2 separate regions of the Homo sapiens genome follow, and region 1 is linked to region 2. A link is a loop called in an ENCODE intact Hi-C map of the cell type or tissue named here. Cell type or tissue: ascending aorta. All regions are shown on one strand. Each heading gives the region's core, and the rest is flanking DNA. Links, peaks and the distances in the headings are about the cores only. Region 1 overlaps LINC01476 (long intergenic non-protein coding RNA 1476). Region 2 has its middle 21 kb from the start of YPEL2.

What was found. Peaks named below come from ENCODE experiments on the same cell type or tissue, not always from the same donor. Only the 100,000 strongest peaks of a DNase experiment are listed, where the experiment ranks them.
Region 1: it touches region 2 in a loop (10-fold over the local background); 36 of 110 quality-filtered maps call a loop at or near these places.

What each region holds. Positions count from the first base shown.
Region 1 is chr17:59,518,961-59,523,358 of GRCh38, forward strand. The region is part of intron 1 of LINC01476 (long intergenic non-protein coding RNA 1476); the gene reads right to left. Among named protein-coding and RNA genes, the nearest start is that of LINC01476, 5.7 kb to the right of the region's middle. In ascending aorta, for the core only: a CTCF peak has its summit at 2,701 (motif pointing right); a DNase peak (open chromatin) is centred at 2,701.
Region 2 is chr17:59,308,843-59,313,240 of GRCh38, forward strand. No RefSeq gene overlaps it. Among named protein-coding and RNA genes, the nearest start is that of YPEL2, 21 kb to the right of the region's middle. RefSeq lists a silencer at 2,146-2,440 and an enhancer at 2,423-2,492. In ascending aorta, for the core only: a CTCF peak has its summit at 2,329 (motif pointing right); a DNase peak (open chromatin) is centred at 2,274; H3K27ac peaks cover 232 bases.

The DNA.
Region 1 (4,398 bases), core at 272-4,271, 210 kb after region 2:
CGTCACTGCACTCCAGCCTTGGCGACAGACCGAGACTCCGTCTCAAAAAAAAAAAAAAAAGATGCATATGTTATGTACATTTAAAAAATCTCCTAGAATGGAAAGCTATTACTTTTTATTTCACATGCATCATTTCTCTCATTTTAGTATGAAACATTTAAAAATATTTTCCATTTCATCTTTAATTTGACTTAGCCCTGATTTTGTAGACTTTCTCAACATTCTGTGATTATTGCATCAGGACGATGAAATATTTCAAAACAACTATTTTATAAAACAATTAAACTTCTGGAAAAATAACCCATGTTTTTCTTCCGTTATGTCACTTCAAATGTTCATTATTGAAAACTTTCTCAGTACTTTTAATGCTTACTAATCAATTATTTTACAATAATTTATTGAGAAAAAATTATTCTAAAGTATTACTCTAAAGCCTTGGGTAAAAAACATATTTGGATATTTGTGACAAGTAAAACAGAAATGCCAGGCTTCAAAACAGATTAGCTTTGGCAAAGAAACATCTTGCTGAATGTAGACATACAGTATCCTCTCTCTATAAGAACAACTTATGTTAGAATCTGTTGTTGCATATAAAAGTCTTATTTGAGTGGAAACTTGTACATCTGTCAAATGAAACTTTGTGGAAAAGATCAATTCATTTTAGGAAAATAAGTAAAATTAATATGCAGAAAAAATAGCTTTAAAAAAGCAGTGTACGTTCATTAGCAATTTGGATTCAGACAATTTGTCAAAGGAAGCTGCTACTTGTATTTATGAAACTGGGGCAAAATGTTGGCAGTCTTGTCGGGTCATTTTACTTGGAATCATGGACGGCTGAAGCAAAACAGGATCTTAGACATCATCTGGGTCAGGGGTACTCTACTTTCGTTACGCATGGGAGGATTACCTGAGAAGCTTTTTTTTTTTTTTTTTTTTTTTTTTTTTGAGACAGAGTCTTGCTCTTGTTGCCCAGGCTGGAGTGCAATGGCATAGTCTCAGCTCACTGCAAACTCCACCTCCGAGATTCAAGCAATTCTCCTGCCTCAGCCTCCTGAGTAGCTGGGATTACAGGCATGTGCCACCACGCCTGGCTAATTTTGTATTTTTAGTAGAGATGGGGTTTCTCCATGTTAGTCAGGCTGGTCTTGAACTCCTAACCTCAGGTGATTCACCCACTTCTGCCTCCCAAAATTCGGGGATTACAGGCGTGAGCCACCGTGCCTGGCTGAGAAGTTTTTTAAAAAGCCTGCACTCAGACCCTGACCCCTTGTTCCCCCTTTGTTCTCCCCAACTCAATTGGTTTGGCTTAGGGCTCAGAATCAGGGTTTTTTTGTTTTTGTTTTTTTAATTGTGGCAAAATATACAAAACATACAATTTACTATATTAATCATTTGTAAGTATACACTTCAGCGTTATTAAGTGCACTTACATTGTTGTGCAACCGTCACCACCACCCATCTCCAGAACTTCCTTCATTTTCCCAAATAGAAACTCCATACCCATTAATCAGTAACTCCCTATTCTCCCCTCCCCATCCCTTGACAGCCACCATTCTACTTCCTGTCTCTATGAATTCGACCGTGCTAGGTAGCGCATATAAATGGAATCATACACTATTTGTCCTTTTGCTTATGCTTATTTCACTTAGCATAATGTCTTCAAGACTCATCCATGTTGTAGTAAGTACCAGAATTTTCTTCCTCTGAAAAGGCAGAATAATATTCCATTGAATAGATAGATATACCACATTTTATTTATCCATTCATCTGTCGATGGACATTTTGATTATTTCCACTTTTTGGCTACAGTGAATAATGCCTCCATGAACATAGATGTCGGTTTGAATCCCTGCTCCCAATTTTTTTGGCCATATACCTAGAAGTGAAATTGCTGGATCATATGATAATCCTGTGTTTAATTTTTTGAGGAACTGACATAGTTTTCCACAGCAGCTTCACATTTTTACATTCCCATCAGCAATGCACAATGATTCCAATTTCTCAGCATCCTCTCCAACTTAAGTGAAATTTTAATCTTTATTTATGTAACCCTTGATAGTAAAAACTTTTCTAACCCTCTTATCTTTAATTATGCTGTATTTCTAAGTTGCATGGTCCTTTTATAGAGAGACAAGGTCTTGCTCGGTCATCCAGGCTGAAGTCCCGTGGTATGATCATAGCTCACTACAGCCTTGAACTCCTGGGTTTAAGAGATCCTTCTGCCTCAGCCTACCAAGTAGCTAGGACTACAGATATGCACCACCATGTCCATCTAATTTTTAAAAAAGAATTTCCTTAGAGGTGGGGTTTTGCTTTGTTGCCCAGGCTGGTCTGAAACTCCCAGCCTCAAGCGATCCTCCCACCTTGGACTCCAGAAGTGCTGGGATTACAGGCATGGGCCTCCGTGCCTGGCCACAAATATTTAAGTTCTTATTCTTCTATCTTCAACAGATACCTTCTTTGATTATAAAAGCAACACAATATATAATTATCAAAAACCTACAAGTCACATAATCTCCATTTTTCCAGGCTTCACCAAGTTGAGAGTACTCATGGGGCCATATTAACAGTAATACCCAAAAGTTGCTGGCTTTTACTCCCAGGCGAATCTTCTTTCCTTCTGCTCTGCCTTGCCACGTTCGGGGAAGTTCCCAGAAAATCTAAGCATGATTTGGGGGAAGAGTCACTGATGTAATTTCCTAGACAGCCACTGGAGGGCAGCAGCTCCCTCTCACCCCCGACCCCAGCCCTGAAGAGGATGCTGCCATCAGGCCCAGAGCATTCCTGAAGCAGCAAACTCTCAGTCATTGCATGGAAACTCTACAGAAACAGGGGGACTATCCCTCTTCCCAACTCTTGGTCACACGTTGTGACCTGGGTTTCGTAAAGTCCTATGTGGAAACAAGCACATGTCAGAGTCCAAGCTTAATAGCGGGTTGAGAATGTGATACACAACAGGATGACCCTGACAGCCTGCAGCTGGCGGCTATCTAGCGTTCCCTCACGCAAGATAAGCAGTTTTCACAGAATAACAACAATAATCAGACAAGGTCCCTCCGTAACCATGGTGGAACAAGACAATAACAAGATTGCAACTTACTCAATCTGAACATGAACACAGACAAAGACATTAAACAATCACGAAAATAACCAAATAGCCACCCTGATGTAGTCACACGAGTGACTCTAGCCTCCCAGGTAAAAATTAAGACACCCAATCATCAGGCCGGGTGCATTGGCTCATGCCTGTAATCCCAGCACTTTGGGAGGCTGAGGCAGGTGGATCACGAGGTCAAGAGATCGAGACCATCCTGGCCAACATGGTGAAACCCTTTCTCTACTAAAAATACAAACTAGCCGGGCGTGGTGGTGTGCACCTGTAGTCCCAGCTACTTGGGAGGTTGAGGCAGGAGAATCACTTGAACCTGGGAGGCAGAGGTTGCAGTGAGCCGAGATCACGCCACTTCACTCCAGCCTGGGCAACAGAGGAAGACTCCATCTCAAAAAAAAAAAAATTGCACTTTGGGGTTTGCAGCAACCTCTTGTTAGTATTTATCCTATCTAGTGGAGAATTTCTCTTTATTTTAACTACTGCCTGAAAGACACTGCTGTGATACATTAATTTTTAATGTAAGTAGGTGCATAGCTATAATGAAAACATCATAATAAATCTTCATACGTGCTGAGAAGATAATCTTGAAATCTATATTATATAAATATCGTCACTTCAATTTATTGTGTACAATTAATGAAGTTTAAAAATATAAGTTCTGAATAAAATTTACAGTATTCTGCTTTTCCTTTAAGAAGAAGGCTGAATTTATCGTGGACTTTTTTGGTATAGCTATTGTAGATAGGAGTTATTGTCAACTTTATGAGTCAGCTAAGTGAGAAACATATTAAATTATTTTTTTATTGACCTGAATTATCTTAATTGGCTCCATCAAACTCACCAAATATTCAACCCTCAAATTGGCTTTCCTATTCAGAAGATGAAAGCAAACACTGAGAGTAGTTTCTGTTAAAAATGCAATTCCATTTAAAATAAAAGCAGCTGTCTGTTAACTACCATGCCATCAAAATTAGGCTATCACTGCATGTAATTACTTTTAAAATGAAAATTAAAGTTTCAATTATTTTCTTTTATTCAGTGAGGTTAAAAGACATTTTCCCTCTCCAATTTTTAATGTATATTATTTAATAACGATAAATAGAAATGCCAAAATTTTTAAAGGATAAAATGAAGAATATTAAGCATCGTTTATTGTTGCCTAATATTAATAAACCTACTGAGCTTAAAATGTATTTGAGTTATTTCAAATGGAATCATTTTTCCTAGACTGTGTGCTCTCTGAGGGTAGGATAGTGTTTTGTTTCTCCACGGTTTCAAGTTTTATC
Region 2 (4,398 bases), core at 288-4,287:
CTTGGCAACATAGAGAGATCCCCATCTCTACAGAAAAACCAACTTTTAAAAATTAGCATGGCCTGGCCGGGCGCGGTGGCTTACGCCTGTAATCCCAGCACTTTGGGAGTCCGAGGCGGGCGGATCACAAGGTCAGTAGATCGAGACCACGGTGAAACCCCGTCTCTACTAAAAATACAAAAAGTTAGCCGGGCTTAGTGGCGGGCGCCTGTAGTCCCAGCTACTCGGGAGGCTGAGGGAGGAGAATGGCATGAACCCGGGAGGCGGAGCTTGCAGTGAGCCGAGATTGCGCCACTGCATTCCAGCCTGGGCGACAGAGCGAGACTCTGTCTCAAAAAAAAAAAAAGAAAAAGAAAAAAATTAGCGGGGCCGGGCACGGTGGCTCACACGTGTGATCCCAGCACTTTGGGAGTCTGAAGCGGGCGGATCACAAGGTCAGGAGATCGAGACCATCCTGGCTAACACGGTGAAACCCTGTCTCTAATAAAAATACAAAAAAATTAGGGGGGCGTGGTGGCGGGCACGTGTAGTCCCAGCTACTTGGGAGGCTGAGGCAGGAGAATGGCGTGAAACCGGGAGGAGGAGACTGCAGTGAGCCCAGATCACGCCACTGTACTCCAGCCTGGGCGACAGAGTGAGACCCTGTCTCAAAAAAAAATAAAAATAAAAATAAATTAGCAGCCGGTGCAGTGCCTCACACTTGTAATCCCAGCACTTTGGGAGGCTGAGGTGGGCGGATCGTTTGAGGCCAGGAGTTCAAGACTAGCCTAGCCAACATGGTAGAGCCCCGTCTCTACTCAAAATACGAAAAAATTAGCTGGGTGTGGTGGCAGGCGCCTGTAATCCTAGTTACTCAGGAGGCTGAGGCAGGAGAATTGCTTGAACCTGGGAGGCGGAGGTTGCAGTGAGCAGACATTGCACCATTGCACTCCAGCCTAGGCAACAAGAGTGAAACTCCAGGCCTGGCATGATGGCTCACGCCTGTAATCCCAGCACTTTGGGAGGCCGAGGTGGGCAGATCACCTGAGGTCAGGAGTTCGAGACCAGCTTGGCCAATATGGAGAAATCCCGTCTCTACTAGAAGTACAAAATTAGCCGGGTGTGGTGGCGCATGCCTGTAATCCCAGCTACTCGGGAAGCTGAGGCAGGAGAATCGCTTGAACCCGGAAAGTGGAGGTTGCAGTGAGCCGAGATTGCGCCATTGCACTCCAGTCTGAGCAACGAGAGCGAAACTCCGTCTCAAACAAAAAAACAAACAAACAAACAAAAACAGCCAAACTCTACCTCAAAAATAAAATAAAATTAAAAAAAAAATTAGCCATGTGTGATGGCAAGTGCCCGTAGCCCCTAGCAACTTGGTAGGCTGAGGAGAGAGGATTCCTTGAGCCTGGAAGTTCAAGGCTGCTATGAACTATGATCATACTACTGCACTCCAGCCCTGTCGACAAAGTGAGGCCCTGACTCAAAAATAAATTGGCCAGCAGTTGCTCATGCCTGTAATCACAGCACTTTGGGAGGCCGAGGCAGGCAGATCACTTGGGTCCAGGAGTTCAAGACCAGCCTGGGCAACATAAGGAGACCCAGTCTCTACAAGAAATAGAAAAATTAGCCCAGCTTGGTGGTGCACACCTGTAGGCCCAGTTACTCAGGAGGCTGAGGTGGGAGGATCGCTTGAGCCTGGGAGATGAAGGCTGCAGTGAGCTATGATGGTGCCACTGCGCTCCAGCCTGGGCAACAGAGGAAGACTCTGTCTCAGGAGAGGCGCCACCTTTACAAATTTATGACCTGCTTTTAGACAAATACGGGGATGGCAGAGAGTTTTCCTTGTATTTGCTTCTTCTCAATTGTCTTCAGCTCAACATAGTTAATATGCTGAAATGGCATATTTTGGTGTGACATATTCTGCTACCCTTCCAGCTGTATTTTTTTTTTTAAGAATTCATCCTTCACAAAATAAGGTCTTTTCCTCCTTCACATTATAATGTATCCCTTTGAACATTATCTGTAACTTTTATAAAGCTGTTAATCACAGAGTTTCTAAACCTCAGCACTATTGACATTTTGGCTCAGATAATTTTTTGTTGTTTGTGTCTTAATCACTGTATGTTTAGCAGGATCTCCGTCTCCACTTGCTAGGTGCCAATAACATCGCTTTCCAAAAGTTGTGGCAACCAAAAATTTCTCCCCATATTGTCAAATGCTCCCTGGGGCTGGCGGGCAAAATTGCCCTTGATTGAGAACCACTGCGTTAAAGGAAAGTCAATGGCATAAAATGAGAGCGTGTAGCTGGCTAGTTATGCCCTTATTTTACCACGAGAGGTCTCCCTAGACCCCATTATAGTTCTAATCTGGACAATACAGGGCTAAGGGCGCCACCAAATAGATTGTTATGACTTGGTGGATGGTGACAGTAGGTTTACACACTAAAGCAGTTGATCAATCTCCCATGCAGAAGAATTCCAAATAAATTATGTAACTACTCTACTGCAAAGGAGGGGACTATAACTCCTCACTCCTTAAGTGTAAGCTCTGCATGGTGACTTCTGTCCAAAGAGTATGACAAGGACTGGGAGGAGTCACTACAGTGGGGGAACCTGACAATCAGCCAGGTGATCCAGGAGAACATCAACACTGATAAATCATATTGATAGTATGTACCCTTGATATGATGTCATGAAAATGGCACTTTACCTCTGTGTCATCCCCCCAAAACACACATGACCCCAGTCTAGTCATGAGAAAAGCATCAGACAAATCTTAATAGAGGGGTGGCCTGCAATATACCTGATGAGAACTTCTCAACACTGTCAAGACCATCAAAACTGGCTGGGCGCAGTGGCTCACGCCTGTAATCCCAGCACTGTGGGAGGCCGAGGCAGATGGATCACCTGAGGTCAGGCATTCAAGACCAGCCTGGCCAACACAGTGAAACCCAATCTTTACTAAAAATACAAAAATTAGCTGGGTGTGGCAGCGAGTGCCTGTGGTCCCAGCTACTCAAGAGGTTGAGGCAGGAGAATCGCTTGAACCCAGGAAGCGGAGGTTGCCTTGAGCTGAGATCATGCGACTGCACTCCAGCCTGGGCGACAGAGCGAGCCTCTGTCTCGGAAAAAAAAAAAAAAAAGAAAAAAGAAAACAGCATCAAAACCAAGGAATGTCTGAGAAACTATGACAACCAAGAGAAGCCCAAGGAGACATGGCAACTAAATGTAAAGTCGTCTCCTGGCTGGGATACTGGAGCAGAAAAAAGGACATCAGGTAAAAACTAAAGAAATCTGCATAATTATAGCAAATGTGCTACACTAATATGCAATATTAATAATACAGGAAACTATGTCAAGGGCAGGGTTATATGAGGACTCTATATGCTGTTCAGCTTTTCAGTAAATCTAAAACCACTCTAAAATTTGTCTATTAATTTTAATTTAATTTTATTTTATTTTGAGACAGATTCTCACTCTGTCACCCAGGCTGGCATGATCTCGGCTCACTGCAACCTCTGCCTCCTGGGTTCAAGCAATTCTCCTGCCTCGGCCTCCTGAGCAGCTAGGATTACAAGTGCCCGCCACCACGCCCGGCTAATTTTTGTATTTTTAGTAGAGATGGGGTTTCACCATGTTGGCCAGGCTGGTTTTGAACTCATGACCTCAGGTGATCTGCCCGCCTCGGCCTCCCAAATTGCTGGGATTACATGCATGAGCCACTGCGCCTGGCCTAAAATGGTCTATTAATTTTAAAAAGCATCTGATCAAGTACTGCCTTGGCAAAATAAGCAAAGAAGCCTTTAAAATGATGAATTTCCTAGAATTCTGTTTTTTTTTTTTTTTGACTTAGTTCTCATTACATCACCCAGGCTCGAGTGCAGTGGCATGATCATAGCTCACTGTAGCCTTGCATTCCTGGGCTCAAGTGATTCTCCCACCTCAGCCTCCCAAATAGCTGGGACTATAGATGTGTGCCACCACGCTTAGCTAATTTTCTTATTTTTATTTTTTGTAGAGATAGGATCTTGCTGTTGCCCAGTCTGGCTTCAAGGGATCCTCCCATCTTGGCGGCCCAAAGTGTTGGGATTACAAGTGTGAACCACCACGCCCGGCCTTAGAATCTTATTGCTGATCTCAAGGGAATAATTTGGTGACTGTCATGTGAAATGCCACCTTCACAAACAAATCCATCTTCTCACTTTATGCAGCAGTATCAGTTAAGAAAAACGAAGATTGACACCAAAGAAAAAAAACTTTGAATAGAATAAAGAAGTCCAACTATTTTTTTTTTTTTTTGAGATGGAATTTCACTCTTCTTGCCCAGGCTGGAGTGCAATGGTGCGATCTCAGCTCACTGAAACCTCTGCCTCCAGGTTCAAGCAATTCTCCTGCCTCAGCCTCCTGAGTAGCTGGG